2 separate regions of the Homo sapiens genome follow, and region 1 is linked to region 2. The links are chromatin loops, found by intact Hi-C in ENCODE. Cell type or tissue: Caco-2. All regions are shown on one strand. Each heading gives the region's core, and the rest is flanking DNA. Links, peaks and the distances in the headings are about the cores only.

Region 1 (16,836 bases), core at 6,743-14,742, 57 kb after region 2:
CTCATATTTTTTAACATGAGGAATGACATAAGGTCTGAGACTTCAAGTTTATTCCTGAGCCTGTCACTACTTTTTGTGTTTTTCTGAGCAAGTTACTAAATTTTTTCCTCTATTGAAGTAGGAAATTAAGAAAATAACAGAATAATGGCATAAGTAATAATAGTGAAAATTATAGTAACAGAAAAATAACAATAGCTCATAGAATGAATTGCTGTATTAACCAAGGCTGAAAAGAATTTAAGTTGCGCACCCCCACCTCCGCCGAAGTTAAAGTTAAAAGAGAATACTAACTGTCCCAAGAAACATTAACCATATCTACTTCCCACATATTCTGTAAGTTCTGTAAGTCCCTGTTTTTCTTGCTGTGCAGCTGCAAGGTCACAAGATAAGTAAGTGAAAGTTAAATTGCAACTCATATTTTTCCTAAGATGCAAGTCATGGCATAAATGATAAACAGCCTTTGTTCTCACTTCTGCAAACCTGCTTCCTGCTTCAAGTTTTTCCCGCCCCAAAATGCTTAAAAGTTGCTCGCTTTCTTTGTTAGGGGCTCAGACTTTCAGGACACATGTCTGCTGAGCCGATATACACCTAAAATAAAAGCTCTCCTGTATCCCGATCGGTCTCTCTAGTTCCTTAATTTCCTGCAACACTATAAAATTTGGTAAATCATACTAGACAATTTTGAATTTCTTTCAAGTCTGACATTCCACCATTCTAGAAATATGTAGATTCCTTTCAGTGATAGAAAAATGAAATAAATAAATATACTGAAATAGATAAGCATAAGAAGGGCAAAGGAAAAACAATCAGAAATTACAAATATATAAATACATATTTTACTATTACACTGCGGTGTAATTTTGTTTTTATATTTTGAACAGTCTTTGTTTTCCAAAACGTACCTTGCCTCTGGAATATTGTCTTGCCTTATTTGAATCCATAACAACTTAAGCATAAATGGCAGCAAAGGATAAAAGGCATGCAATCATACGTGTATGTGTTTTGATTTTAAAAATACAGTGTTTCTCAGTGTCATGTCTGATTTTCTGCTGTGATCTTTTATTTGTGATAATTTTTTCAAATCACAGTGAGAACACCTTAATCACCATGTTAGTTCACAAGCCTAAGAAGTGGTTCTGCATTATCATCTTTCCTTAGAAAGAACAAAGTCAAATTTCTTCTTTTGTTCATCTATTCACTTGCTGCCGTATATACAAGGGGCATTCATAATATGATAATGCAGATTCTGTCTTCTGCCATTTTTTGAAGGAAAGTTCCTCTCACTGGACTCTCACTCCTTACTCCACAATGGGAAAATGGTTTCTGCTCTCTAAGCCTAGAGATGAAACTTATTGTTTTGGAAGATTCTGGCCTATTAAGTTCTAGAAGTTCTGTCACAGTCTATGGAATTGATGCACAGATTTGAAATCCTGGAACTTGGCTGAGAAAATCTTGTCTATAATGTTTTCCAACCCAAAGCATCACTATGGAGCCTGCAGCCATGAGGAAATTAAACCTGCTCAGCTTCTCCACTAAAAGCTAAAAGGCAAGGGCTGAGGTATGTTTCTATCACTGATGCTGAATGCTCTCTTGTCTGAGAAATTTCCAGCTCTATACAAACTGGGATAAGTTGTGAGTATACGGTAAGCCAGGGGCAACTATTTCATGAGGCACATAGCAAAAAATGTGTCCATCTAGATGTGCATTTGTTCCAGTTTGGAATGATTTCTGTGTAATAAGGGTCAACACAAGGAGTGGCAAAAGCCACAAAAGGAAGCTTGATTCCAGCATGCTGTTTACTTAGGACTGAAGGACAAGCTGCTGAAAAAGCATCTATGAGGGGCACTCACTAGGGCATCTGCAGCATCACTCAGGCTGGCAGGAGCAGACCCATGCGCAACCACGCTGGACAATAACCCTGACATTTCTTGGCTATCACCTCCAAGGTAGACTTCGTTCAGAGCTAAAACTACTGGCAAACACTAAGAATGAATGTGAATTCTTTGTTCACCTTTGCTAGACAGATACAAGAGTGCTGACTGAAAAGAAACCAACCAAGTGTCAGTAAGACTCTCTTCTACAGACATCTGATCTAGCACCTGAGATTACACTGGACAATGGCAGTAAGTCTGTTGACTGAACAAAAAATAGTCTCCATGGAAAGGATAAATGGAAAGACCTTTTGTGCACCAGATCCTCATGGCTGCCTCAAAGCCAGTTTTTCCGAGTAAGGTGAGCCTAATGTTCTTTCTGTAGCCTCTGTACTTCCACTGGATTGTGCTGATGGTGGTAAGAGATATAGTTATAGACACTGTTTGCTGAATACAAAGAAATATAGCCCAGAGAAGTCAAACCCAAGTGCTGTCCACTGAGAAGGAACAACAGCTACCTGCTGGCCAAAAGAGTCCCAGACTAATTTCTTGTAGAAGTCAGTGGGTCGTATAGGTTGGTGCAAAAGTAATTGCGGTTTTGACATTACTTTAAATAGCAAAAAAAACGCAATTGCTCTTGCACCAACCTAATATTAAATATATCATTTCTTATAGATGATCTTTGGTTGGGTTCTTCTCATGGATTCAAGATTCCCATTCCAAGAGTTGAGAGCTGTTTTCCAGACAGACATTCAATCACCAGTTGAGGATATCAGTTAAAGGAGGCCTGAAGTGTAGGACTCAGGGCACTCTGGTGTCTCTAGAATTTCAGCAAACATTTCCAGCAAAGTTTTCCATGATTTTGGACAAGCTCTTTACTTTTATACTAACAAGTAACCTGGCATAAGTATAAAACATCTTTAGTATCTGAAACTATTAGCAGCTAAGGTTAAGAGAGACCTTCTTGAAGACTGTAGAGATGGGTTGTAATGTCAACTGTTAGGAAGCCAATTTTCTAGTGTTGGCAGGAAGCCCTGTATTCTGGAGACATAAACTCAACAGGACGTTTCAGACGTCAGGTCTTCTGTAAGATTCTCCATAAATTCTGTTCAATGGGTAGCACCTGATTTCTTTAGAAATATTATTGATTCAGTAACAGTGTTACACTTCCCTCTCTTTTCTATGGTGTAATTTTGAAGTATTAATTTTCCCTACTGTCTTAAGGCAGACATCTGTATTTAAGATTACATTAGAAGTTTAAAAAATAACACTATTTCTCTATTTGTATGTATTATATACTTACAAAAAAGAAGTAAAATGACCAAAGGCCACTGTTTTTTCTCCTTTTGCGAAAAATAAATGATATCATATATATGAAGAAGACAAGAGAAGCTGCATAACCAGGAGTAACTATAACCTGAGCATAAAAGAAATAATAACATAGTCAAAAAATCAAATATTACTGAGGGAAAAATTAGATTACAACTTTTAAAAAACAAGTAACCTGGCATAAGTATAAAACATCTTTGGTATCTGAAACTATTAGTATTTATCATACATGCACTTTGCATGTTTTTTGTTTTGGTTTATTACAAAATATGAATTAAAACATCTTAACTACTTAAAATAACAATGTTAAAATTTATTATTAATTACTTTATGAAATTTGGTTTATGTACTGTGTTACTTACCAAAGCAAACACAATTTGGCTTGTAATAAGAAGGTACTGCATGTTTTCTATGTAGAAAATTAAATACATTAAAAGGAGAATTAAAATGAAGAAGCTGACGTCCACTAGTGCCTGCCCACACCAGTAAGCAGAAGTGTAGAGGCCTGAAATCCATAGCTGGGACTTAGCATTTTTCTGATTAAAAAAAAAAAGAAAGAAAGAAATGTATATAGATTCAATTAAAATGCAAATCTAAAATAAACACAAACACATTGGAAGAATTTTTAAGATAAATATAATCTAATCTTCTAATATTAAAAAAAATTATGCATATACTGCTTAGTAACATGAGGCTTATAGAGCCAGTTCCATGGTTTACAAGGTGTCTATCAAAAATAAAATGTATACTGTGATAGGCCTGACTCATAACACAACTTTAGCTCATGAATAATGAAAAGTGGACCTCATAATGTTCAAGGCATTAAACTCTATAAAAATAAGTATTGGCCAGCATGGTGGCTCACGCCTGTAATCCCAGCACTTTGGGAGGCCAAGGCGGGTGGATCACAAGGTCAGGGGATTGAGGCCATCCTGGCTAACATGGTGAAAGCCCATTTTGACTAAAAACACAAAAAGTAGTTGGGCATGGTGGTGCAAGCCTGTAATCCCATCTACTCAGGAGGCTGAGGCAGAAGAACTGCTTGAACCCGGGAGGCGGAGTTTGCAGTGAACCGATTTTGCACCATTGCACTCCAGCCTGGGCAACAGAGTGAGACTCCATCTCAAAAAAAAAAAAAAAAAAGTATTATTTTGTGACCTGGAGGACATAATACATTTACCTTTACCTAAACATCTTGGAGAGTTTCTGGCTCAGGATGGTGAACGTTGATAGATTTAACTGCTTTGTCTGAATAATGGGCATAATCGAATACAAATATAACATAAAATTGCAATTTCCAGAGTGGAAAAGGAATTCAAGTCTTAAATTTGGCCTTTGATTTCAACATCAATGATTTCCTTCTTGTGGCTGGGAAATAATGTGGTCAAAAGATTTATAATATTTCCCTTTGAAGGTTTAGACTAATTGGAGTCTCTGAAAAATCACTGTACTTTTCAGGTGACTTTGGAATAAAAAGCATTTTGAGTTTTTAGAAGTAAATTATCTGACTTGCCAAGAATAAGGTTTAGCTACAATATCTAAATTAAACATACATTCAAATGTTTTTGTCAGAAGAAAACATTTTGAACACATAGCATTCAAAATACAGATATTGAAATTCCTGAAATTTCTTCTTTTCCCTGCTTTTTCTTACCTTGTAATCACTGATGCTGCCCATGGTGATATAAGGAGAAATGCTACATAGAACCAAAAATAAGAAAAAGGAACCATCCGGCAACCCAGTCCAGAGTCCTATGTGGCTCTGAAAATATAAAGGGTAGCTTAAACTAGTGAATATTTGTTAAATGAAACAAATAATTATAGCCACAAAAATGCACTTTTTGAAATGTTGAAAAATCAAAGTAAAGGTGTAGCTCATTACCATCTAGGCACGAAGGTGGGAGGGAAAGTGACTCTGATCTTCAACTCAAAGAACAAAGAGAAGTCAAAAGTCATTTAGGACCTACTTCTGGGGATATTTCCAAAAGAATTGAAAGCAAGCTCTCGAAGAGATACCCTCACATTCATATTCATACCAACAATACTCACAAGTGGAAGCAACCCAAAAGTCCAAATTAATGGATTAACAAAATGTGTATGTATATACAAACAATGGATACTATTCAACCTTAAAAAGGATCACTTGAGGTCAGGAGTCTGAACCAGCCTGACCAACATGGTGAAACCCCATCTCTACTAAAAATACAAAATCAGCCAGGTGTGGTGGTAAATGTCTGTAATCCCAGCAACTTGGGAGGCTGAGGCAGGAGAATCGCTTGAATCTGGGAGGCAGAGGTTGCAGTGAGCAGAGATCGCCCCATTGCACTGCAGCCTGAGCAACAAGAACAAAACTCGGTCTCAAAAAAAAAAAAAAAAAAAAAAGAAGGAAATCCTGTCACATGCTACAACATAGACGAACCTGGAAAATATGCTAAGTGAAATAAACCAGTTACAAAAAGACAAATATTCCACTTATATAAGGTTTCTAAACTAGTAATATTCATAGAAACATAATAGGATGGTTATTTCCAGGGGATGGGGGAGGGGGAAAGCTAATTGGCATCGAGTTTCAATTCCGCAAGACGGCAAAGTTCTGGAGATGCATTTCACAACAATGTGAATATACTTAATACTACTCAACTGTACACTTGCAAACAGCTAAAATGGTCAATTTTATATCATGTATTATTACCACAACAAAAAAACAATAATTCAGAAGTTAGGACCTCTGATGAACATATAATTCAGGCCTGAGTAGCACGTCTTTCTGAGCAAACCCAGAGATGGAAACCTCAGTAGCTGGGTGGATGTGTTCTGAAGCACAGAACCAAGAAGAAAACTTGTTGCTGCTTGTCTTAACTTCAGGGAAAGGAACTTTAAATCACTACCCCCAAATCAGCATCCACTTGAGGCTAGGCCAAGTGGACACTCTAGCAGCATCTAGGACCACCTCATGGATATAATTACAGGATAACAGCATGAGCCTGTCTCAAAATAATTCCACAATTATTTAACTTTATTTAAGACTTTGAGGGCTATGTCTATAAATTCTGTTTTTCATCATAGGAATGAGGGAGGAAAGGTGTGTGCCATGGGGAAGTGGGAGTGGGGAACAGGTTTCTAATAGAGTAGCTATGGGCTTCAGTCCATTTTGATCCTGAGCAAACACAATGGCATTAGGAAGCTAATAATTCAGAAGTTAGGACCTTTGATGAACACATAATTCAGGCCTGAGCAGCATGTCTTTCTGAGCAAACCCAGAGATGGAAACCTCAGTAGCTGGGTGGATGTGTTCTTTTGAAGGATAGCAGCATAAGCCTGTCTCAAAATAATTCTGCAGTGAGACAGGTTCATGCTGCTATCGTTCCAAAGAGGAAGGGTAATCACTGTCTCTTTCTGCTACTCCTCTGGTTCCACTTTCTGGAGAATTCCCTTCAGACACCCCTTCCCTCGAGTCATCCTGTGCAGCAGACCTGTTTACGTGATCAGTCGGTCATACTCAACTCACGGAGGTATGTGTCTGTCACGAACATCTCAAGTACTGTATATTTCATCCCCATTGTTCCCATGGCTTACAGAAAACCTGTGCTTGCATATACTCCCAGCACCACTGATTCAGTGAAGCCAAAACTGAGCTTCACACTTTTGTCACAAAATGGACTTCCCTTTGGATGGCTTCATTTCTAATCCTGCTTCTTGATGTTTCAGACTTCTGGTGTGAAACAGTTGGAGTCAGCTTTGAGACACCCCTGTTGGTATCAGGCAGGGTCTAACCAGAAAACCATGACTACGTTAAGTTCTTAGAGTGCAATTCCTTATGACATGGTTAGGTGGGTGATGAGCATCCCACAAAGATGGTGAAGTGAGAAGCAAGCTATTGTTGCTTCTGGGCTTCAGGAACAGCAGAAGGAGGTGATGTGACTGGAGCCCAATGTAGGGGGTCCTCTGCTCTTCTGTCTCCCACCACTGCTTTCTAGTGTCCAAACTGTCTGAAGCCAGACTATAGCCAACTGACACAGAATCCAATGCAGCCTGTGTGTATTAGGCTCCCTCACAACATAGAGCAACTATGAGTAGGTGAATAAATAAATCAACAGATAGCCCCAGAACTGGCAGATTCTCCTTCATATTAGTCTGTCTACTACACATTTAGTCAATGGAGGGTCCACTAACTAATTATAATAGATTTATATGTAACCAGGGTTACAAGTTCTCCTGATTTCCAAGTCAGTGTTTTCTTTTTTCTGTTTCTCTTTCTCATACACTTCCACAATCAAGTATGTACAACTTTTCAAAACATTGCCTAGAAGACTGACAAAATATTGAAAAGTATTCCCTCACGATAATTATCTGATAACTTGGCAGGAAAAAAAAATCCTGTTTTGTTTGCTATAACCCATTGAAAATATTAGGATAAAATAATAATTTTCAGGCTTAACAATCACTTATGGATATTTAAAAGCTAAAGAGAGAAAACATAGGCTATTTGTCCAATTCTTAATTGTTTAGACTCAGTAAATCCAATACTTACAAGAGGAAATGGGCTTGACTCAATTCGAATATGTTGTGTGTGATTAAACATTTGAAGTAGCCCATTGCTGATAATATTCATAAGAATTGGAAAACAGTGCAATCTCTTGGTATTACACACAACTGAAAATCTATAATCCTTAAAACAGAAACAAATAAATAATGTTAATGCTAAATTCTTAAAGAACAAAGGCAAGGTTTATGTATAAAAGATCCTAACAGTGCCACATGCTTGTTGTGTGTCCATCTTCAAGTGAACTAAACTTTCTGAGCTTTACCTTCCTCATCTATGAAAAGGAAATACTAAATGGGTTGTTATAGGGCTTAAATGACACTCTATTCATGTACATTAAGCTCTAGCACAGAGTCAGCATACAATCAATATGAATTTTTATTTGTATTACTAATTTTAGATAATTTTGTCTCCATTTTGCTGATGGGGAAATTTCATTTAGTAGAGTTTAAAAGTCTCCCTGACAAGGAGATGCTGTCAGTTTATGATGAAGAAGCAAAGGAAGATTGGGCATGGTGGCTCACACCTGTAATTCTAGCACTTTGGGAGGCCAAGGCGGGCAGATCACTTGAGGTTAGGAGTTTGAGACTAGCCTGGCCAACATAGCAAAACCCTATGTTTACTAAAAAATACAAAAATTAGCCAGGTGTGGTGGCACACATCTGTAATCCCAGCTACTTGGAAGGCTGAGGCAGAAGAATCACTTAAACTCAGAAGGCAGAGGTTGTAGTGAGCTGCGATCACACCACTGCACTCCAGCCTGGGTGACAGAGCGAGACTCTGTCTCAAAAAAAAAAAAAAAAGCAGCAGCAGCAGCAAAGGAATGCTGGCCTTCTGGATAGGAGATAAGCATGGAGTTCATTAAATATTCATCCTTACCCTGCCAAAGAAGCATTTCCCCACTTCCTAAAGCAATCTTTATATTTATGTACTTCATGTTTAGGAAAATGTTCATTAATCTATTAGAAGGTTTATTGTTTAAATCTTACCACTAGTTCATGTAGTAAATATGTGAGGTATGTAACGTAGTAGCTGACAAAGTAATTTCCCAAAACTGGCACAAAGCGATTACATTTTTTATAGCATATTTAGTTTATGTAGAACGGAATTCAGTAATACAACTTCAAAGGCTTTTCTTTTTTAAAAATTTACTTTGTAGCATGAAATAAAGAGGGAGCTTCACTTAATTAGGCCCCTTGCTTTTATTAGAATGCAAATAAGACTGAAGAGTTCTTAACATTAAGATGTATTTTTAAACCGAGCACGGTAGCTTATGCCTGTAATCCCAGCATTTTGGGAGGCCAAGGCGGGAGGATCACCCAAGGTCAGGAGTTCCAGACCAGCCTGGCCAACATGATGAAACCCACTCTCTACCAAATATTCAAAAATTAGCTGGGCATGGTGGTGCCTGCTTGTAATTCCAGCTACTCTGGAGGCTGAGGCAGGAGTCACTGGAACATGGGAGGCAGAGGTGTAGTGAACCAAGATACTGCCACTGAGCTCCAGCCTGGGTAACACAGCAAGACTCTGCCTCAAAAAAAGTATTTTCAATAGTCTTGTTCTCTAATGAATCTCTATGGCTTGACTCTTTTACCCAAATCGACATATGCTAAGGTAGCAGACTGAGAATACTTTTTTCTCAGTTATTTCGTGTAGATATTATAGTATTTAATGTATTTTCTCAATATATAAAAACAAACTTTATTCAGGTAGTTAGCTACTGAATAAAATTCCTTAAATCCATAATTATATTGGTTGATAATTATAAGCTATAATATTTTTATTGAGTTTAAACAGTACAATTAAATTTAGATCCTTTCAAATGTAAAAGTTATCTAATTCAAAACAAAACTAAGATAGAAAATGTTTTACAAAAACTTAGGTAAACTTCACAGTTTATTAAATAACAACCCAGAATGTTTTTCTGAGTCAAGTTTCTGTATACTAGCTTTAATTTCTGCAGTTTTAAAACAGCTAAAATGTAGTACTTTTTGTTTTTTTCATAAAAGCAAAAAGGCAAACATACCTTTTGTTTACCAGAAACTATGATAGCTCCATTGTATGAGAGGCCATCAGTACCATTTCTGTTTTCAAAGTCATCTACTTCCAAAAGTATATTTTGATGCTTCAGTGATTTTATAAAATCTTCAATATTTGATTCTAATATGAAGTTAATAAGAGAAGGCCATAGAAAAGTAAGAAAATACATATCAAACTTTTAAAATAAGTCATATACATAATTAAAGTTAATATTTATGGAATACTATGTATAAATGTCTTTCTTTGGGTATCACAATAATAATATTGACCCACACTGTACCATCTTCTATTTAGCAAATCTTATACCACAATGAATTAGCTTTATAAATCTGTTTAATGCAAATTAACATGTAATCATAAAAATAAGCTAATTCTATTGTATGACTTTTGGTAAACAACAACAACAACAACATTTGAATTGAATAATCTGTGGAGATACAATAATTTTATGAGGAGTACTTCAGATTGTCCAGCCTAAAACAGCCAATGATAACACTCTTCTCTCTTCCTTGTTCTTCCAAATAATGGACAAGTAAATATATATGTGTCTGTATAACACATACATATGTTTTACTTTATTCTAAACATTTACGTACATATTCCATACATGTATGTTGTATAAATATAATCTTTCTTAGGAAATGAAAAAGGATGCCATCATCAGATCAAACTTTTAGATATGACCCTGAAGAAGAAAGCAGATGAGAACGTCTGACCGTGAAATACGAGCTGAGAAAAATTCACAGCCTAGAGCACACCAGAGCAAGCAGCTGAAGGTAAAACCAATTTCCAGGATACCTGAACTCAGAGTGGATGAATGCAAGGGGGTAAGGTATGCTCTGAAGCTATAGTCAGGGTCGTGACGTATACCTGGGAAAAGATGACCCGTCAGGCCCCTCCCCACGTTCCACACAGAACACACAGTAGCCGCAGTTGTCCCCAGGGTAACAGTCCCATATTTACTTACTGAGAGACCTTATCTGAGGAGCACAGCTGGGCAAACCTGAAGTAACTGCAGACAATAATTTGAGCAAGATGGAATGAATAAGAGGAAAAGAAGGACTTTTTTTTTTTTTGCCTTTGAAATGGGAGTTTATAGTGGGCTCTGGGATTGGAAAAATAAGGCCAAACCTTAGATGAATTAGGATCCCCCAACCAAGTGATACAGGAACATGCACATAGAAAATAAGCTTTCCATGCACCTTGAGCAGCCACACACCCCACTCCACCTCCACAGTCACTTGAGGTGCAATGCCATATGGTGACCCACATTCACCTAGGCAGACAGGGATGCTCACATTAAAAGATAAACGTGTTACCAATAATTGGCAGATTTTGAGAAAAGAGGAACAAAATGGCACAGAAGCTTCAAACTTAAACCATAAAATACCTAAGTACAGAGACAAAATAAATATATTAACACAAGCCCACTGCCCTCAAGAGTGACCAAAGAGGAAAAGAGAGACCTAATTTACTTATCTTATGAGCTCATAGGTAAAGAAACCTTTCTAGATCTCAGAAATTAAACATACAATTAGCATTTAAGGTAGTGAGGTGAATAAAATTTACTTTCCAAAACCCAAATGGAAAACAAGAATGAGAAACGGAAAGGGAAAGACTGTCTTTGTTTAAAGAGCATACACCGCAGGCCTGAATCGCAAATCCATGGGAAAATCAAATGAATGAGGAACTCAGCAAGGGAAGACTCTTACTGTGATTTTTTTTTTGTTTCTTTGTTTGTTTGTTTGTTTTAACATCTGAGGTACTAACATAAAAGTTCCTTCTTCAAAGTTAATTAAGCGGTTAGGAAAAAAACAAAAAAACAAAAAAACAATTACTGGCCGGGCGCAGTGGCTCACACCTATAATCCCAGCACTTTGGGAGGCCAAGGAGGGCAGATCACTTGAGGCCAGGAGTTCAACACAGCCTGGCCAACATGGCAAAACCCCATCTCTACTAAAAATACAAAAAAAAAAAAAAAATTAGTCAGACGTGATGGCACGTGCCTGTAATCCCAGCTACTCGGGAGGCTGAGGCAGGAGAATCGCTTGAACGTGGGAGGTGGAGGTTGCATTGAACCAAGATCACACCACTGCACTCCAGCCTGGGTGACAGAGCAAGACTCTGTCTCAAAACAAAACAAAAACAAAACCAATTACCCATTGTTTGGGATAACAAAATAAGGCATCTTCCTGTATCTTGTACTTAATGAAGGGGCATGGGGAATAGATAGGCCATCTTCACATGGTAACCAGTGTGTATTGCCTTTGTGGTATAGGTTAGGCTGCTGTGTAACAAAGGGATCTCAAAATAGAACGGGTGTGCCAATATAGAAGTTTATTTGCCATGTAATAGCTTAGGGTAGTCAGGTAGAGAGACGTCTTTACTCTTCCAGGTTATACAGTGACCCAAGTTCTTTTTCTCTTGTCCTCATCATCCCTGTCATCTCCAAAATCAGAGTAAATCTGCACTGTTCCTCATAAGGTGTTTTCTATAAATGAAGTTTAAATACCCATTTTCTTCTCTTATGATTCACTTCCCCCCCCCACCTCCTGTGCTATTCAACAATAAAAATAACTTATTTCTGGATTTAAATTTTATTTTTCTTTTCACCTGTGTTATTGATGATCAACAGGCTGGTACGGGGTTCCTGGGGAAGTTGTCCAGGAGAGAGAAAATACAATTCGTTTTTAAATTCCCAATCGATCTTTTCATTTAACATAGCATACATTATATTTTCAACAATCAAAGGGAATATTGCGATTCCAAATACCAATAATCTAAACAATAAAGAAAAATTAGCATATTAATCTCCAGGAATTTTATTTATTTAGTAAGACATTCCACAAGTATTTGTTGAGTGCCAAGCCTGCCTTATGCCAATCATGATTCTAGGTGCTAAAATTCTGAAGATAATACCCTAGCATGCTACACAGTACCAGAAGGCATTACTATATAAACACCAGGTTATCAAACCATGAAAACAAAACACACCTGCACGTATAAGCTTAATCGAGTGTGAACATACAGGTATTCCCACTGTCAGAAAAATTAAATGCTGAATTTATCCACCCCGTGGCAGGAATGTCAGATATTGCGTTCTAGTTTTAAATTATCTTCTGGTTTGAACCTCTTTTGAAATTCATGATCTAACAAAACCACAGTACTCTCCTACTCACAGGGTCAATAACACTTTAGTTTGACGTTTTAACTTTAAGAAACGGAGCCGTGCCATGGCAAAGACTTGCATTCTCCAGAGGCCCATGTCACTCACAGCTGTCTGCATTTCAGAGAAGGAAGAGTGAGCCAGCTCCATTTCATTGAGGCTTTCTGAGTCTCTTATCATCTCCACTTGTTCGAAATCTATAAACACACACATACACAAACACACATATTATAATATTAATGCCATCCTGGAGGCATCACAGATTTTCCTTAGTAATATTAAAAATAGTATTACATGGCCAGGCATGGTGGCTTATGCCTGTAATCCCAGTACTCTGGGAGACCAAGGTGGGTGGATCACCTGAGGTCAGGATTTCAAGACCAACCTGGCCAACATGGCTAAACCCTGTCTCTACTAAAAATACAAAACTTAGCTGGGCGTGGTGGCAGGTGCCTGTAATCTGAGCTCCTCAGGAGGCTGAGGTAGGAGAATCGCTTGAACCTGGGAGGGGGAGGTTGCTGTGAGCCGAGATTGCACCACTGCACTCCAGCCTAGGAGACAGAGCAAGACTCCATCTCGAAAAAAAAAAAAAAAAAAAGTTTTACATTTGTTTTTATTTTTATAACCAATTCAAAGGAATTATTTAGACAATATTTTTCAATATTTATTGTTTATACTTCACCACTGCCATCTATATTTTCTTTCTATAGTGAAGTTTTATAATTGCCAATGGTGATAAAAAATTAAAATTTTAAATAAAACAAAGTTTTAGATTGCTTGTGGTTACAGTGCAAACAATATAAGAAACATGTTATGATGTCCATATTCTATACTCAGTGAGAAAATACACTGAATTCATACCAAAAGAATAATTCACAAAAATGGTGATCTCATTGTGCCCAATCTTTGAAAAGCAAAGAAATTCCCAAGAGTATCATTCCTCTGAGGGATTTTTAAAAAATCTTCTGCATAAAAATAGCCAATCATTACACCTAAATATCTACTACTAAGGTATCAATCATTTAGTAGTATAGGGGAAAGATCATCAGCTCTGAACTACCAGATCTGTACATGTATCTTACATCTGTGATTGGGGAAAATCACTTAACTGCTCATAGGTCTGATTTTCTCATTTGTAAACCAGTGCCAATGACACTTCTTGGAAAGGTTATTATAGGAAAGATAATGTTGAAGGCATATATATCAATGTATAGCCATACATTAATCTAAGTGTCTGGCATAAGAGGAGCTCCATAATGACAATGATTATTATCACCCATTAAAATATACAAGAGTGGATACTGAGAATTCTCCCCACTAAGACTTTAGTGGAATTTTGTATATTAACAAGCTAACAGCAATTTTTATTTTTAAAAAATATATTCAGACCTCATTCCCCTAATTAAGAGCCTTTCACAGCCTGAAGGTATCTAAGAAGCAGGGAACATCTGAGGATAGGAAATAGTTTCCAAAAGGAAACTTGGTAGATGCCATGAAGGGATCTGTGATCAGTCTTAGTAATGACGCTAAGAAATAATGACAGCCCATCTCAAACAGCAGAGCCAAATTTGGAATGAAATCACATTTCTTAGTGTGAATCACCCATAAGAAATTATAAATACTAAATTGACACATGATCATTTGGGAATTGGTTTTCTGTGAATTATACAAATGGCTTTACCTTGTTCGATAGTTGACTGTCCTTCCAGTTTCATAAAGACTTCATTTAGAGTTGACATGGAAATGTCATAACCTGTCACTCCCTGGTCAGAACACTTATCCAGATCACTGAAAAGATCTAAGGCAAAAAAATATGAATAGATACTTTGGAAAACCACATTGAGAACTAAACCAAGTAAATTAATACTTATTTAAAAGACAATACATAATATTGTTAAGAAAATTATGTCCTTGGAGTATCACAGTAGTCAAAAGCAAAATTTCATGAGAATGCTCTCCTTCTCTGAAATGACTAAGGAAGACCTCTTCCTCCATCCTCAAACTGTCTCACTTCATCTTCCATTCTCAGTTTATGAGCTTCCTGCAGATTTCTCTGCAGAAATCTGAACAATCAGAAAGACCATTATCTTCTCACCTCCACACTACAAACCCACGTATATCTCTACCTATATTCTGGGTCTTCTCTCTGTATAAGTCTTTCAATGCTTTCTCAATGCATTTAAAATAAAATTTAAAGTCAATAACACAACCTCTGAGGCTCCAAAAGAGCCTGTCTCCATCTATCCACACAGCCTTACCCACCTCCATTTGCCATTCTGCTCCCTCACTCATTGCCCTCCAGCCATTCTCCTTTCCCCTTGACTTGGAGTGCCCTTGACCATTTTCTTCTTGTGGCCTTCAGTGACCACTCTATATAAACCTCAGCCAGACACCAGTCATCACTCTAACTCACTGGCCTTGTTTATTATTTTAGTGTACAATTGTTGAAAAATTTTGTGTATTTTGTGTGTCTACTTTTCCCTATCTAGTTAGATGTAGGCTCCATGAGAGTAGAGACACATATCTCTTATTTAATGTGGTATTTCTAGTTCCTGGAGCAGTGCCATTTATATAATAGTTTCCCAGTACACATTTATTGGGTAACTCTTCTATGGAGATACTTGCATGAGACTGCAGGATTCTAGAAGACTCTTAGATGCTACTTTCTAGTTTGGGTGGGAGGATGGGCCAATGACATTATTGAGAGGAAAGAGGTGGATGAGACTGTAGCAAACACTGTGTTTCCCTATGACCCGCACATGGCAGCAATGGACCTGGGAGTCCCATGTCCGGAAATGGACATAAGCATGCCATTAGACAGCAGAGGCCTTGGGTCTGTGTAAAGAGGCTGCCATGGGCCAGGAGGTCAACACCAGAGACTCTGGCAAAGTAACATATTCCAGTGGTAGTACCAACATATAATTCCTTATTCTCCATCTCTGACCAAAAATGAAAGTGGACCAGTTGCACCTCACAGGGCCTTAGTCCAAGAACAAAATAACATGGCATAGTCCACTGATCTGAGAAGAACACCATCTTCTATGCTACTACAAGGACATAGAGAGCTGCCACATTGGGGAGTGAAGCTAAAATCTGGGAATTCCTGAGTATTTGCCTAATGAAACCGAATTATGCAAAAGAGCTTATTTAAGGTAGGTCTATAGGGAGTTATACCTTTAACAAACTAGATGTTTAAACCAAAGGGAAGCTGTTTAAATCAAGAGACTGAAATATATTTCCTCATTTGTAAGATAGGGCAAGTTATAGCACCCATCTCATAGAAAGAACAGTTGTGAGAACTAAAGGAGTTAATATATATGAAACCATTAGAACAGTGCCTAACACGTAGAAAACATTACACAAAGAGCAAGTAATCTTTAGGATTTCTTATCAAACAAAGTCTGAATGGGTGCTGCTACCCAGTTGGCAGGGAACCGAGGGTTGAACACTTTTGTAGACTATGTAAGTTGTTTTTCTCTGCAAAATAGTACATGCACAATTAAAATAGAGTAATCCTGCCTTATCTACAGTTTCATTTTCCACAGTTTCAATTATCCACCATCAACTGCTGTCTAAAAACATAAAATGGAAAATTCCAGAAATAATTCATAAGTTTTCAGTTGTGTGCCCTTGTAAGCAGTGTGATGAAATCCTTCGCCATCACACTCCATCTTGCTCAGGCTCAGGACGTGAATCATCCCCTGTCCAGCAGAACCGAGCTATACCCACCTGTCACTTAGTAGCCCTCTGGGATATCAGAGCAACTGTCACGGTATTGCAGTTCAAGGCACCCCTATTTTACCTAATAAGGTTCCCAAAGTGCAAGAGTAATGATGCTGGCAATTTGGATATGCCAAAGAAAAGCCATAAAATGCTTCCTGTAAGTG
Region 2 (17,388 bases), core at 4,938-12,937:
CCAAGACTAAACCAGGAAGAAGTTGAATCCCTGAATTGACCAATAACAAGTTCTGAATTGAGGCCATAATTAATAGCCTACCAACCAAAAAAAGCTCAGGACCAAACAGATTCACAGCTGAATTCTACCAGAAGTACAAAGGGGAGCTGGTACCATTCATTCTGAAACTATTCCAAACAATAGAAAAAGAGGGACTCCTCCCTAACTCATTTTATGAGGCCAGCATCATCCTGATACCAAAACCTGGCAGAGACACAATAAAAAAAGAAAATTTCAGGCCAATATTCCTGATGAACATTGATGCAAAAATCCTCAATAAAATACTGGCAAACGGAATCCAGCAGCACATCAAAAAGTTTATCCACCATGATCAACTTGGCTTCATCCCCGGGATGCAAGGCAGGTTCAACATATGCAAATCAATAAATGTAATCCATCATATAAACAGAACCAGTCACAAAAACCACATGATTATCTCAAGAGATGCAGAAAATGCCTTCAATAAAGTTCAACACCCCTTCATGCTAAAAACAGTCAATGAACTAGGTATTTATGCAACATATCTCAAAATAATAACAGCTATTTATGACAAACCCGTAGCCAATATCATACTGAATGGGCAAAAGCAGAAACATTCTCTTTGAAAACCAGCACAAGACAAGGACGCCCTCTCTCACCACTCCTATTCAACATAGTATTGGAAGTTCTGGCCAGCACAATCAGGCAAGAGAAAGAAATAAAGGGTATTCAAATAGGAGGAAAGGAAGTCAAATTGTCTCTGTTTGCAGACAACATGATTGTATATTTAGAAATCTCCATCGTCTCAGCCCAAAAACTCCTTAAGTTGATAAGCAACTTCAGCAAAGTCTCAGGATACAAAATCAATGTGCAACAATCACAAACATTCCTATACACCAATAATAGACAGACTGCCAAATCATTAGTGAACTCCCATTCACAATTGCTACAAAGAGAATAAAATACCTAGGAATACAACTTACAAGGGATACTAAGGACCTCTTCAAGGAGAACTACAAATAACTGCTCAAGGAAATAAAAGAGGACACAAACAAATGGAAAAACATTCCATGCTCATGGATAGGAAGAATCAATATTGTGAAAATGGCCATACTGTCCAAAGTAATTTATAGATTCAATGCTATTCCCATCAAGCTACCGTTGACTTTCTTCATAGAATTAGAAAAAACTACTTTAAATTTCATATGGAACCAAAAAAGAGCCCACATAGCCAAGACAATCCTAGGCAAAAAGAACAAAGCTGGAGGCATCACACTATTTGACTTCAAACTGTACTGAAAGGCCACAGTAACTAAAACAGCATGGTACTGGTACCAAAACAGATATATAGACAAATGGAGAGCCCTCAGAAATAACACTGCACATCTATAGCCATCTGATCTTTGACAAACGTGACAATAACAATAAATAGGGAAAGGATTCCCTATTTAATAAATGATGTTGGGAAAACTGGCTAGCCAAATGCAGAAAACAGAAACTGGACCCCTTCCTTACACCTTATACAAAAATTAACTCAAGATGGATTAAAGACTTGAACATAAGATCTAAAACCTTAAAAACCCTAGAAGAAAACCTAGGCAATACCATTAAGATATAGCCATAGGCAAAGACTTCATGACTAAAACACTGAAAGAAATAGCAACAAAAGCAAAAATTGACAAATGGGATCTAATCAAACTAAAGAGCTTCTGCAGATCAAAGGAAACTACAATCAGAGTGAACAGGCAACCTACAGAATGGGAGAAAGTTTTTGCAGTCTATCCATCTGACAAAGGTCTACTATCCAGAATCTACAAGGAACTTAAACAAATTTACAATAAAAAAACTAACAACCCATCAAAAAGTAGGCAAAGGATATGAACAGACACTTCTCAAAAAGAAGACACTTATGCAGCCAACAAACATATGAAAAAAAGCTCATCATCACTAGTCATTAGAGAAATACAAATCAAAACCACAATGAGATACCATCTCACACCAGTTAGAACGGTGATCATTAAAAAGTCAGGAAACAACAGATGCTGGAGAGGATGTGGAGAAATAGGAATGCTTTTATATTGTTGGTGGGAGTGTAAACTAATTCAACCATTGTGGAAGACAGTGTGGCAATTCCTCAAGGATCTAGAACTAGAAATACCATTTGACCCAGCAATCCCATTACTGGGTATATACGCTAAGGATCATAAATCATTCTACTATAAAGACACATGCACACGTATATTTATTGCAGCACTATTCACAATGGCAAAGACTTGGAACCAACCCAATGCCCATAAATGCTAGACTGGATTTAAAAAATGTGGCACATATACACCATGGAATATATGCAGCCATAAAAAAGAATGAGTTCATGTCAATTGCAGAGACATGCATGAAGCTGGAAAACATCATTCTCAGCAAACTATCACAGGAACAGAACACCAAACACCGCATGTTCTCACTCAAAAGTGAGAGTTGAACAATGAGAACATATGGGCACAGGGAGAGGAACATCACACACTGGGACCTTTCAGGGAGTAGGGAGCAAGAGGAGAGATAGCATTAGGAGAAATATCTAATGCATGTGGGGCTTAAAACTTAGATGAAAGGTTGATGGTTGCAGCAAACCACCATGGCACATGTATACCTATGTAACAAACCTGCACATTCTGCACATGTATCCCAGAACTTAAAGTATGATAAAAAATGTAAAAGAAATTCCTAATTTGCAAATTGTACAAAAACAGCTGATAGATTACCAATCCCCAATATAGATAATTAGATATAGATACACATTTATACATACCCACAGGACACAGATAGATACAGACATATAGACGAATATGAAGATATCTTTTCCCTTACTATCAATGCCAAATAAACAGGAAGAAAGTTCTTTAAAGGAGAAAGAGAAAAAGCTTTCTAATCACAGATCTGAGTTAGTTCCAGTTTCTCCTGCTACATTGTAACTATATAATCCTGAGAGGTAGTTATTTAATCTCTTCAAACTTCAGTTTTTTCTGGTGGAAAACAGGAAAATTAAATGAAATTATTTATTTTATGGGTTTAATATGGCAACTGGCTTATAGTGTGTCCACAATGAACAGTTAGTTTTTATTTAAAGTAGAAAATGCCATCATGTTTTGGGATGGCTTATTTTTAAGGGCTAATTGTAATAACTCCCTTTGCACAGTACACTTTCATTCATCTGAAATTGTTCATCTATATTCTATAAACTCTCCTTAGTTCCACTTAAATGCTGTACAAGTAAAATGCCTTAGGCTTTTCTTATGAGAGGAAAAAAAATGCCCTGATTTTTAATCCTTTCTCACTGGATTATTATTTTTAAAATCATCTTGGTTATTTTTCTATAATTCTTTGTATATCATTTTTTAAAAAATAGGCTGGGGTGGCGGCTCACACCTGTAATCACAGCACTTTGGGAGGCCGAGGCAGGTGGATCACTTGAGGTCAGGAGTTCAAGACCAGCCTGGCCAACATAGTGAAACTCTTTCTCTACTAAAAGTACAAAGATTAGCCGGGCATGGTGGCACTCGCCTGTAGTCACAACTACTAGGGAGGTTGAGGCAGAAGAATCACTTGAACCCGGGAGGGGGAGGTTGCAGTGAGCCAAGATCACGCCACTGCACTCCAGCCTGGGTGACGGAGCAAGACTCTGTCTCAAAAAAATAAAAAAAAAGAAAGAAATTATCTATCTATCTATCTATCTATCTATCTATCTTGACCAAATTTTTTTAGTACTGAGTTAACTCAATTTTGATACAGAAAAGGACATCAGAGAAAAACTTTCATCATAAACCAAAGAAGTAATTCATCTTCTCCACTTCTCCACCCGGTATATTGAACACTTGTGTAGAAAATCACATAAACTTTATTTTTTTCTACTCAGTAATGTCTAATATTCTTTGAAAGCCTATGTAGCATACGCCCAGAACCCTTATATGCATTCTACATATCTTATTTAACAGGGAGATAATATCACAGTGTGTAAAGGGCAAATTCAAGATTCAAGCCATTTCTTTCTGACTCCAGAACTCAGGCTTTTACTGCATCTGTCTCTAATGCATCACTTGGCTAAACTCTTGAAACTATCTTGCCATTAATTGACAATTCAACCCTTGTTTCCTAACTTGCCTCTACTGTCATCTCTGGCCATAAAGCTCCCCATATCTCCATCAACTGACACTTAATATTGAGTGTTTATTCTTAACCACCATGTAAAACATTTTAGATACATTTCTTTCTTTTAATTCTCAGGACCAATGAGAGGTGCATATTATTATCTACGTTTTACAGAAGAGAAAACTGAAGTTTAAAGAGTTTAAGTAATTTTCCAAGATGGTAGCTACTGAATGCTGAGATGGAGACAACCCGTGGCTTCTTGCCTCCCAGGCTTACCACAGTGCTCTACGGCCTCAGCTAAAATATCTCAATGTTTAAAGAACATAAAAGGTTTTCTTTTTGCTCAGTGTCATAAAAGTGATGACTCATCCAACACTGGGTCAAAAATCAATCACCATTCCTAACATAAGGTATCTGAAACATGTATTTTACTGAATATTGGAAACCTCACGTGTTTGTGTATTTGGGTTCACCCATATATGGTAACTAGTGACCAAGTAATCATCTGGCGCCCTGAGTATTGGCAAACATCTACAGGATAAGGCTGTCTTTAAGTCAAATAAATTTGGAAAGTTTCAAGTCACCAAGTCTGCATGGTCATCTGCTCAACTCATTTATAAACATACTACTTTATGAAAGTGGCAACATTTGTATTGCTTTAGAGATCTAAGGCAGCAGTCCCCAACCTTTTTGGCACCAGGGACCAGTTTCATGGAAGACAGTTTTTCCACAAACAGGAGTGGGGAGATGGTTTTGGGATGATGCATGTGGATTACATTTATTGTGCACTTTATTTCTATTATTATTACATTGTAATATATAATGAAATAATTATACAACTTACCATAATGTAGAATCAGTAGGAACCCTGAGCTTGTTTTCCTGCAACTAGATCCCATCTGGGGGTGATGGGAGACAGTGACAGATCATCAGGCATTGGATACTCATAAAGAGCCCGCAACCTAGATCTCTTGAGTGACAGATCATCAGGCATTGGATACTCATAAGGAGCCCGCAACCTAGATCTCTCACATACACAGTTCACAATAGAGTTTGAGCTTCTGTGATACTCTAATAACGTGGCTATTCTGACAGGAGGTGGAGCTCAGGTGGTAATGTGAGCAATAGGGAGTGGCTGTAAATATACATGAAGCTTTGCTCACTTGCCTGCCACTCACCTCCTGCTATGTGGCCTGGTACCTAACTGGCCATGGACCAGTAGCAGTCTGTGGCCTGGGGCTTGGGGACCCCTGGTCTAAGGAGTCAACCAGCTAAGTTGTTCTGTTTGTTTATGCTGTATAATGGATTGGAGTCATATGATTTACCAGAATGCTGACTCTCGGAGTCCCATCATTGTCATCAATGACGTAATGTATTGTCTTTCTTGTGTAACATTGACTGATACATAGTATATAAATGTAGAAAAAGAAATAATGCAAAAGAAAATGAAAAAATCAGTTGCAACTCCTCCTTGGGCAACAAAAGGTAATATCTTCATATGTACACCAGTAACTGACATCAGCTGTTCCATCACTGAATGATTTGTTGCGATCTGAAGAAAGATATCAATGAACAAATTGTTATCATCAATCTAATTCCAACCTTAGGCTTTTTCTCTAAATTATAAGGAATCACGTACATTCTACATTTATGTATTTTATGTTTATATGCCCTTCATGATCTGGCCCCTTGTGGTTCCTGGAACACTTTAGGTTTTGTCGTGACTCCTTAGAACATCATCAACCTCACTGGACAAAACGCTACTCCTGTTTTAAGACTAGCTGAAATGTCACTTCAATTAGCAAATTTTCCCTGATGTTTCTTATCAGAGTATATCCTGCTTCATTGTTTGCCTAGTACACCATTTTAAATTCCATGATAGAATCAGGCATGGTGGCATGGTCTGTAATCCCAGCTACTTGGGAGGCTGAGGTAGGAGGATCACTTGAGCCCAGAAGTTTGGGGGCTGCAGTGAGCTATAATCATGTCTGTGAATAGCCACTGCATTCCAGCCTGGGCAACAGAGTAAAACTTTGTCTCTAAGAAAAACAAAGTTAAAAATAAAAAATTCTATGATAGAATCTAAACTCTTATTATGACTATATATCCATGTTTCTATCTCCCCCTATACCAGTATCCCTGGAGAAAAATGCCTGTGTTCTACTTATTTTCTGATCCCCAGTACTTAGTACAATGGTTTTATTATGGAAGTTGTTCTGTATATTGTGCCTTATTAATGAAGTGAATAAATGATAGAATAGGATAATCCATTAAATCACCATCCAGCAAAATTCAAATGCAATGTGGTTAGATTCCTTTAACTTTATACTCACTTCTATGATAGCAGCATTAATGGCAGCTTGAAAAGCTACAAAGCCTTTCTCCCAGAACTCTGAACCTTCACACTTCATTTTTTCATTCACTGCTTGACAGTGAGCTTTAGAAGAAGAACACATCCATTATTACGGAATGATACAATCTTGGCTACAGAAAAAAACAAAATTTCAAATGTTTCAAAATGCAAAGTCCATGATAATATAGTGGATGGTAAGTCTTCTCAGTTGAGAGTTGCAGAGCACACCCAAACGGAATATAGCAGAATTACTTTACGAATATTTTTAAGACCAGTTCTCAATGATTTTTCATTATATTTTATAATTCTTTCCATTGGTCAAGATTGCTTTCCTTGAGCTTGGATCTTCTGTTGCTTACGTCAAGAAAGCACTAAACTTTAAGAAAATGTTTGGGAATCAATGAGCAAGATCATTTTGTTCAGGTTTTTTTTAGGAGCAACTTAGAAATAAGAGTAAATATAATTTCTTAATAAAACAATGTACTTAAGCACATAAGCTTCATTTAATAAATATGAATCTCCTTTATGTTCAGAAATTAAAGCTCTATGTTGTGGTTGTATATGTTTGTGTAGTTTCACCTCTGCTATCAGGTATGCCCCCTTTGTGGCTACTGATACAATAGCAAAAAAAATTTTTTTCTTCTTCAAAAGTTACCTGAATGGTCTCTGTGCTCTTTCATCATGGGGATTCTATGTCCCCAAGAAAACTTCAAATGGTAGGAGAAGGTATCAGTAAAGATGACTCTCACTGCGTCTATTGAATAGTTCAAATCCAATTCATCCATGCTTTTTTCATCAGGCCACCCCATGATTGTTCTTCCTGCCATGTGAAGAAAACAAAAGAAATAGTTAAGCAAGAAAATCTCTACCTGGCCATATTCAATTATGTTGAGGTTATTTTATGTTAAAGCTATTCCTTCCTAAAGGCAGTGCTGGGCCTAAATAAGACATGGAGGGGAGGGGGGTGGGAATTTCTGATGTTCTAGATAAAATCAGAAATTTATGGCAAACATTTGTATTGCAAATATAACTTACCCTTCCAAATAAATCATTTAAACAATGTATCATTCTGTTCTTACATTGCTATAAGAAAATACCGAGACTGGGTGATTTATAAAGAAAGAAGTTTAATTGACTCACAGTTCCCTATGACTGGGGAAGCCTCAGGAAACTTACAATCATAGCAGAAGGTACCTCTTTCCAGGGAGGCAGGAGAGAGAATGAGTGCAAGCAGGGGAAATGCCAGATGCTTATAAAACCATCAGATTTCATGAGAACTCACTCACTTTCATGAGAATAGCATGGGAGAAACCACCCCCATAATCCAATCACTTTCCACTAGGTCCCTCCCTTGACTCATGGGGATTGTGGGGATTATGGGGATTACAATTCAAGATAAAATTTTGGGTGGAGACACAGCCAAACCATATCAAACAATAATTTAACGCACAATGAATTTCAAAAAATTATTGCTATTGGAAATTCCAACGGTATTGGAAATAATCATTGGTATTGGTACTGGTATAAATATTGATATTGGAAATACCAATACATCAATTTAAATTCATATACAAACAAACCTATCTAAAGTTGGAATATATGCTGCAATTATAGTACACATCTTCATTTGGAAGTGATGTCAATGTAGCCAAATTTCCAAAGACAGAATAAAACTGTTGCATTTAGATAGTGTTTCCTTAAGAGACTTTGTTTATTCTAAAATATGTAGTGTAAATGGCTGACTGTTACTGATCTAACCCAGGCCATTTAACCCATATAAGCGCACCCTCCTGGTGCAATTCAGCAAGTTCTTTTGTCCTCGGTATTTCCTACAATCCAGCAGCTAGATCCAGAGGCTTAACCAGACTCAGGTCTAATCCTTTTTTGCCAGCCGATAGGTGTTGATGTGTTGTTTTATGAGAGGCTTATAATTTCTAGTTGTTTCTCTTTTTGAGATATTCCAGCTGTTGACCCTCAGTGCCTAGGTCCATTAATTCAATGGGAGTTTCAAAATGGTGATGTTTTATTTCTATCATTTCTTTTTCATCTACTAATATAAAACATTTATAAAATAATATTTTCTATTATCTATTTGGTTGTGCAATAGTTCACGTGGGATATGTGCTTGTATTTTCTCTTTATTTGCTATTTTCCATAATAAGAACTCATCACAATAGGCTGAGTATCTCTTATCACACACTCAAGACAAGAAGTATTTTGGGTTTCAATTTCTTTTTGGATTTTATAATATTTTCATACACATAATAAGAAATCTTGAGGATGCAACCCAAGTCTAAATGTGAAATTCATTTATGTTTCACATACACTTTATACACATTGCCTGAAGGCGATTTTATACTATATATATATATATATATATATATATATATATATATAAAATTTTATATATATAGAAAATTTTATATATATATATATAATTGTTGTTTGTTGGTTTGTGTTTTTGAGATGGACTTTCACTCTGTCACTGAGGCTGGAGTGCAGTGGCACGATCTCGGCTCACTGCAACCTTCACCTCCTGAGTGCAAGTGATTCTCCTGCCTCAGACTCCCAAGTAGCTGAGATTACAGGCACATGCCACCACACCCAGCTAATTTTTGTATTTTTAGTAGAGATGGGGTGTCACCATGTTGGCCAGGTTAGAACTCCTGACCTAAGATGATCCGCCCACCTCAGCCTCCCAAAGTGCTGGAATTACAGCACACTCAGCCTATACAATATTTTAAATGATTTTGTGCATAAAACAAAGTTTTTACTGCTTTTTCACTGTGACCGATCACATGAGGTGTATTGGTCTGTTTGCACACTGCTATAAAGACATAGCCAAGACTGGGTGATTTATAAAGGAAAGAGGTTTAATTGGCTCACAGTTCTGCATGGCTGGGTGAAGCAGGAAATATAAGAAAAACAAGTAAAGAGAAAACAAGTCCTTCCCTGACCAGGCTGACTCACTCCAAAGTGCAGCTGGAGCTATGATAACATTATCTGCAAGGCCAGGCAGGGGCCCCAGAGAAATGGATTCCAAGAGCAGGGAGGAGAAAAACAAGTTCTTATCAGTCTCTGCCTGAAATTCTCTCCCCATGCTATCATTCTTTGTTCTGCTCTTATAATTACTTTTGTAACTATTTCTGCAAGTTTGCAAGGATTTTGTAAGTTCCTGTTTTCCCATTTGTGCAGGATGGCAAAGGTCACAAGACATGCCTAAGTTGCAAAACCTGTCACAGTTTGATTAACTGCCTTTGTTCTGTTCTCACTTTCCCCATCCTGCAAATTTCACGCCACTGGCTAGCCACCCCACTTCAGTTGCATGAATAAAAGTCAAGCCCTGTCTTTGTTCGTGGCTCAGCCTCTGGATATTAATCTGCTGGGCCAGTGGCCACCTAAATAAAATCCTCCTGTTCCACCCATATGGTCTTTCTGGTCTCCTGATTCCTGCAACGTGGGGAGACCTCAGGACACTTACAATCATGGCAGATGGGGAAGCAGGCACCTTCACAATGTGGCAGGAGAGACAGGAAGCAAAGGGGGGAAAACCCCTTATAAAATCATTAGATCTTGTGAGAACTCACTATCATGAGAACAGCATGGGGGAAATTGCTCCCATGATCCAATCACTTCCCTCCCTCAAAACATGGAGATTACAGGTCCCTTCCTCCACATGTGGGGATTACAATTCAAGATGAGATTTGGGTGTGGACACAGAGTCAAACCTATCATGAGGTCAGGTGTGGAATATTCCACTTATGCATCATGTCAGGCTCAAAAGGCTTCAGATTTTGGAGCATTTCTGATTTTGGGTTTTAGAATTAGGGGTGCTCAACCTGTATCATCCTCTAACGGTAAAACGGTTAGTTATATTTTTCATTTAATAACTTGACGAAAGCATGGACTTACGCCACATTGGCTGCTGAGTTCTTTTGGCATAACCGATCAGGTCTTGATGGCTAGTCTCTAAGCTATCTGGAATGACAAGGTTCTTCACCTTGTAAATGTCCTGCCCTAGACCTTCTCTTCCATAGTGTGACTCCCAAGTTTTAAGGACACATGGGTGAGAGAATGAGACTATTCCATACTTACTTATTTGGTCTATCACACTTTACACATTTAACAGCTTCAATAGCATTCCAAAACTATACTAGTAATAAAATTTCTGAATATGGTTTCAGTTGCGATTCTCAAATTGGCCCTCTCTGCTTTCTGGTGGGTAATTATGAACTCTTAAAGAAGTTTCTTCAGGACCATCAGATACCTTATTGTTTCTCTTTGTTCTCTTCCTACACCCACAGGAAAAACCACGCCAATCTTGTGGCTTTTAGAGCTTTGTGTCCCACCCACATATATACTTTGTGGTACAAGGAAACATGTCACCTCTTTTCATTGTAAATATTGCCCATGGGTTTTCAAAATGATGTATAGTTTCTCTCTTAATATGTATGTATTTGAAAAATCATGCTGTCACTACAGTCCAATGTTTCCAGAATCTTTTCACAAACATACATTTAAATAACCCTGGACTATCTCATTTTGATATGTACAATTATGAAGATAACCCTTTTAATATGGAATTTCCTAAATGGGACACTAGTGAACAAACTACAAAAAATTTTGAGACTTGGAAGGAATATACGTTAATGTTGTTAATAAACTCTAGAAACTTGAACATTCAACATAATTTATGAAGGAAATCTCAAAATGAATTTGTGCCTTTTGCAAATAAGGAAATTACTATGAACAACCAGGGAACATACCTTTTAGGAATGGGGCTGAAGCCACTTTGTTCATTATCTCTTGGGTAGTTTTGGATTCAGGTGCAAATGCAATAACATAATTAGTATCATTAAAACTATCTACACGTCCCAGATCCATTGAAGACATTTGAGGAGTGTCATGAACTTGATGTAAATTGGAGAAAAATAGGTACAGAAACAGTACCAGAAGAAATGAAAAGAGCCATTCCTATATAGCAATAAGAGAAAAAGGAAACAAACTGGTAGATGTTATACCACAGATCAATCATCCACAAACAGTTTGAAATACTTAATTCTGTTATTTGGCTTGCATTCCATTTATTCTTTCTCCTAGTTTTTAAATATCCTGATTTTCTTTGTCCATTAATCTGCATATATTAAAATATGCACATTGTCTACCAAGACAGAATTGTAACATCAATTCCAGTTATAATTGAGAATCTAAGTTTACCACACTCTAGTGCAAGTGATAAAGCCTGTATTACTTTATGAATGGCCCAACAGTTTAGTCATGTTAAAATTTTAGTGACAGTGATAAATAAATAGTAGGTGATGTGGAATAGGTAACTAGCTTCCATCAACAGGAGCAAGATCATATCATATTTTTACCTTCTGTTGCTGGTATGTGGAAGAAGATAGTCCCAAAATGTTGCTCATAAAAAAACAAAGTTTTTTTGAATGTGGTCATCGTGACCACATTCGGGAATTGGAAATACAGCACAATGCAATTGAAACCCAGTGATAAGAACCTAGTTAATTATTTAGTTATGATACTACACATAAGTCCTTTTTAAAAGAGTTATATGTCATCTTCATCATATGATCCTTTTTTAGCTATGTGTGTTGGTCTATATCTGTTTCTATCTTAATAGAAAAATAAATATAATGTTTATATAAAAAAGAGCTAAAAGTTTAAAGGTAAAACATCTATGTAGGGCGGGATCACAACTTTTACATTTATATAATCTTTTCCCTATGCAGGAATTGTTGTATACTTTATTCCCTGCCTATCCAAGCATTCAATACATATTTGTTGCATGAACACACACACACACACACGAACACACACACACACACACACACACACACACACGTTCATAAGATCAGATGTTAATATAAGTTTTGAACTATGAGTATTCTATGGGTGATTTTATTATATTTTTCTGAGTTTACTAAATTTTTTGCACAAAGCACATCTAATCATTCTTATGATCAGAAGAAAATAAGTACTATTTTAATAGAAGTAAAAGATCACAATACTATTTTCCCATTTATTTACATGATTATTATTTCTTTCAAACTGACATTGTCTGTGTCTATAATGACATTGTGTAGAAGTGCTACAATTTGCCTTTTCATTGTTTGTTAGATTTTGGATTCCCTGCTTCTTTTTTACTTTGTCCCTGAACTTCTATACAAATGCGTTCATGAGATTCAAATGAGCTCAGCGGTTAAGAATTGTTATCTCTGAAGTATAAAGATATGGCTTTATTTTTCAAGGAGTTTCTGAATATGAATTTTTAAAAAAATGCCTCTAGTAAGACATAAAACAATAATACATAATGTAATTTGAAAAAATAAATTTTACCTGAACAAATAGCAAAGCCCAGAATTTGAAAAAAAATCTAGCTTGTTAATTAGACTACACATATGTGCAATGTTAAATAATGAAAATAAAGTGTTTATGTTGCCTGATAAAATACTTTTTCATCCTCTAAATATGAGAACACATAGACTCTGAAGCATACCAACAAGGTCTGTCTTTTCATTCTCCATTTTTTGAGACAGTTCTTGCAGAGAAGAGCCCATGTTTGCTGACCCACGCTCATGCGTCTCTTGCTCATTTTGACCTGTTTCCTTTAAAAAGACAGAAAAAAAATGAAGTACATGTGAAGGTCTAAAGTAGAAAACATTGTGCAATCAAACATAAAAGAAACATTGTAACAGCTGTTTCCAGTTGCATTCCTGGAGAAGAAGAAAGCCAAAAGGCTAAAATAAAAACATGTGAGGAAATGTTTAAACTCAATATTGAAAGAAATAAGAATTAAAACAACTATCAGATATTATTTCTCCATCATTGGATTGAGAAAAATCAGAAGAGTGAATAGTGTCGATCGTTGCTATCTCCTCAACTGTGGGTGTTGTTAAATTGTCTAATGGGGAGAAAGGAACTTTCCGCCTTGTTGTTGGGGGTACAAACTAACCCAGTCACATGGGTGATTCATTACTAATTCATTACTACTTAGCAATATCCTACCATCAATCAGTTCTGCTCCTGGATATGCAGCCCATGGAGATTCTCACATGGGGTCATGAGGGGACCAGTGCAAGGATGTTCTTTATAATGTAGATTATTGTGGCATGGTGTTAATAAAACAAATTTTGATGGATACAGTCCAAAGATTACTATGTAGGATTCAGGAGCACTGGATTGGCACACACCCATCCACATGAAGACATCTTAAAAATATAGCTCCAGTTCAAAGGAAGAAAGAAAGAAAAAGAAAAGATTGAGCATTAGGTCAAAATATCATTGATATCAATTCACATTACATGTGATACACATTTTCCAAAAATATTCAGGAACTAAAGGATCACCATCCCTAATACAATAAAAAGGTTATCTTTGGAAGTGGGAAATAAGAATGGAGGTTGGGTGAAAAGTGGGAATTGGAAATTAAAGAAAATAAGTAACCAAAACAAGATAGGAGCTTTGTTTGAATCAATTATTTTGTGTGCCACGAACTTAAGAGATTGATTAACTTTTACCCGGGACATCATGTCCAGCTACCAAGAAAAAATTACAGGCTGCATAAGGTGGCTCATGCCTGTAATCCCAGCACTTTGGGAGGCTGAGGCAGGAGGATTGCTTGAAGCCAGGAGTTAGAGACTGGCCTGGGCAACAAAGTGAGACCCCATCTCTATTTTTAAAAAATCAAAAAATTAGCTGGACATGGTCCTTGTAGTCCCAGCTACCAGCTACTTGGGAGGTTGAGGCAGAAGATTGCTTGAGCCCAACAAGATTGAGGCTGCAGTGAACCATCTTCATGCTACTGTACTACAGCCTGGGTGACAGAGAGAGACTCTGTCTCAAAAACAAATAGAAAAAATTATAACACATACTAGAAGGTAAAAAAGAAAAAACAGTATAAGGAGAGAAAGTATCAGAATCAGACTCAGATGTGGCAGAAATGTTGCAATTATTAGACTAGGAATTTGAAACAACAATGATTAAAATACTAAGGGCTTCAATGCATAAAGTAGACAATATGTAACGAGGGAGAAAAAAAAGTCCACACCTGTTTCTCTGTATAAAACACTTCTGATAACAAATGCTTGGGTTTTCCCCACAAAGAAATTCTCCAGTTCTCTGTGGACACCAACTGGGTGACCTAAAATTCAATTCACTTCAATTCTGACACTGTCTACTTGGAGTTACAGCAGATCCCACAGATTAAGGACTCAGTCCCAAAAGACTGCCCCCCACTTCAGATGCCAGTCAGAAGCCTGGGTCTTTTGTACTTCTGACTGACTGGCTATATATTAGGGGTTCCCATAACCCGCTCCTTGGGTTTGATAATTTGCTAGAGTAGCTCACAGAACTCAGAAAAACAGTCTAATTGCAATTACCAGTTTATTACAAAGGATAAAACTCAGGAACAGCCAAATAGAAAATATGCACATGGCAGAGTGTGCAGGACAGGACACTGAGCTTCCATTAACTCTCTGGGTGCACCACATTCCCAGCACCTTGAGATGTTCACCAAACCAGAAGTTCCCCAAACTCCTTCAGTTAGGGCTTTTGTGGAGACTTCTTTACATGGGCATGATTAATAAAATCATTGGCCATTGGAGATTAACTCGAACTCAATCTCCTCTCCTCTTCCTGGACATCTGGGGATGGGGCTGAAACCTTCTAATCACATGGGTGATTCCCTGGCAACCAGTCCTATCCTGAAGCAATCTAGGGGATTTCAGCCATCAGATATCTCATTAACACGAAGATACTCATTTCACTTCAGAGATTCCTGGTCTTAGAAGCTCTGTGTCAGGAACAGGGACCAAATATTATAACTAACGCTATTCCCATCACCCCTATGACTCAGGAAATTACAAGGGTTTTAGAGGTTTTGTGCCAAAACTAGGGGGCAGAGACAAAATATATATTTCTTATAATGCTGCATCATGCAGGAACGATGGGCAAGGTAAGAAAGGAGATAAAACTTCTAAGAGAGAACCAAAAATAAATGCCTAATATTAAAAAATACTATCAGAAATGAAGAATGCCTTTGATCTTTGATGAGCTTATTAGTAGACTACACACAGCTGAGAAAAGAATCCAAAACTTTTTGAAAAGAAAACAAAAAAAGACTGAAGAAAAAACAGAGCAGAATATTTAAGAACTATGGGACAATTGAAAATGTGTAACATATGCCTAATGGGAATACCAAAAAGAGAGAAAGAAAGGAACAGAAGAAATACTTTAAACAGTAATGACTGAGAATTTCCCCAGATAACGGCTAGACACCCAACCTTAGATTCAGGAAGGTCAGAGAACACCAAGCAGAATATTTGCTCAAACAACTACACCAAGAAATATCATTTTCAAACTACAGAAAATCAAAGATAAAGAAAAAAATCTTAAAGAAGCCAGAGGAAGAAAACATCTTTTCTATAGAGGAGCAAAAATAAGAATTTTATCTAACTTTTCTTCAGAAATTATGGAAACAAGAAGAGAATAAAGTATTTAATGTGCTCAGAGAATAAACCCACCAACTTAGCATTCTACCCTTAGTAGAATGTACTCTGTGATATTAACCTCAAAAGATGAAAGAGAAGTACTTTCTCAGACAAACAAAAAATGAGAGAATTTGTTGCCAGTAGACCTGCCTTGCAAAAATATGAAAAGAAGTTATTTCAAAAGAAGTAAAATGATATGTCACAAATTTATATATAAGCCTGGACACAGTGGCTCATGCCTGCAATTACAGCACTTTGGGAGGCTAAGGTAGGAGAATGGCTTGAGCCCAGAAGTTCAAGACCAGCCTGGGCAACATAGGGAGACCCTGTCTCTACAAAAACAAAATTATTTAAATTAGTGAGGCATGATGGCTTATGCCTGAGGCCCCAGCTACTAAGGAGGCTGAGGTAGAAAGGATCACTTGGGCCTGAGAGGTGGAGGCTGCAGTGAGCTGTGATGGTGACCCCGCACTCCAGCCTGGGCAAAGAGTGAGACCCTCTCTCAAAAAAAAAAAAAAGAAAAGAAAAGAAAATTCAGATTTACATAAAGAAAAAGCATGAGAGAAAGAAAGAATAAGTGAAGGTACAATAAAAACTTTTTCTTATTTTTAACTGATTTGAAACATAATAGAAAATAATAGCAATGTATTCAATTGTGTATACTTATGTTTATATATGTATATAATGCCATATATACAATATATGTATTACATTCATATATAATGTTCCTGTATGCTTATCTGTAAGTGAAATGAATGACAGTAATGATATGAGGGACAGGAGGGAGGAGGAATTGGGGTTATTTTGTTATTATAAGATACGCTACCAATTAAGTGGTATAGTGTTATTCGAAAGTTGACTTGGATTAATTGTAAATATATATTGCAAACTCTAAGGATTTAATTTGCTTTTCTTTTGGAAAATTCATGAAAGAAAGTAAAAACAAAAAACAAAAAAAATGAGTCTAAATGAATGATAATCTAAGAAAGAAGGAAAAATGAAATTATATTAAATGCTCAATTAAAACCACAAAAGGCAGAAAAAATGTAGACCAAAAATAGAATTGAAGACTAGAACAAAGGCAATAAATAGAAAATGGTAACAAATTTGGTAGATACTAATCCAATATGTCAATAATCACTTTGATCATCAATGGTCTAAATGCACCAATTAAAAGACAGAGATTGTCAGAGTAGATGACAAAAAAGATGTAATTACATGTTGTCTACATGAAACCAGCTTTAAATATAAAGACACATATAGATTAAAAGTAGAGGGATAAATATAGATGGACCATGCTAACAATAATCAGAAGAAAGCTGGAATAACTATATTAATTTCAGATGGAGTAGAATTCTAAAACAGAAC

Evidence for each region. Peaks named below come from ENCODE experiments on the same cell type or tissue, not always from the same donor. Only the 100,000 strongest peaks of a DNase experiment are listed, where the experiment ranks them.
Region 1: a loop joins it to region 2, with 9 times the contacts of the local background. A loop is called at or near these places in 4 of 110 quality-filtered maps.

What each region holds. Positions count from the first base shown.
Region 1 is chr17:69,093,066-69,109,901 of GRCh38, forward strand. ABCA6 (ATP binding cassette subfamily A member 6) reads right to left here. Exons shown (of 39, transcript NM_080284.3): 18 at 14,631-14,747; 19 at 12,963-13,146; 20 at 12,397-12,563; 21 at 9,770-9,903; 22 at 7,732-7,869; 23 at 4,855-4,962; 24 at 3,563-3,736; 25 at 3,175-3,288. It overlaps MIR4524B (microRNA 4524b), which reads left to right and starts at 6,477; the gene lies at 6,477-6,591. MIR4524A (microRNA 4524a) reads right to left here and starts at 6,567; the gene lies at 6,499-6,567. It also overlaps the pseudogene SEC24AP1. RefSeq lists an enhancer at 10,583-10,877. In Caco-2, for the core only: no CTCF peak of the experiment used is centred there; a DNase peak (open chromatin) is centred at 10,706.
Region 2 is chr17:69,038,003-69,055,390 of GRCh38, forward strand. It overlaps ABCA9 (ATP binding cassette subfamily A member 9), which reads right to left. Exons shown (of 39, transcript NM_080283.4): 2 at 13,029-13,137; 3 at 11,281-11,488; 4 at 7,170-7,334; 5 at 6,495-6,598; 6 at 5,487-5,713. The coding sequence starts at 13,124. Among named protein-coding and RNA genes, the nearest start is that of ABCA9, 14 kb to the right of the region's middle. In Caco-2, for the core only: no CTCF peak of the experiment used is centred there; a DNase peak (open chromatin) is centred at 9,539.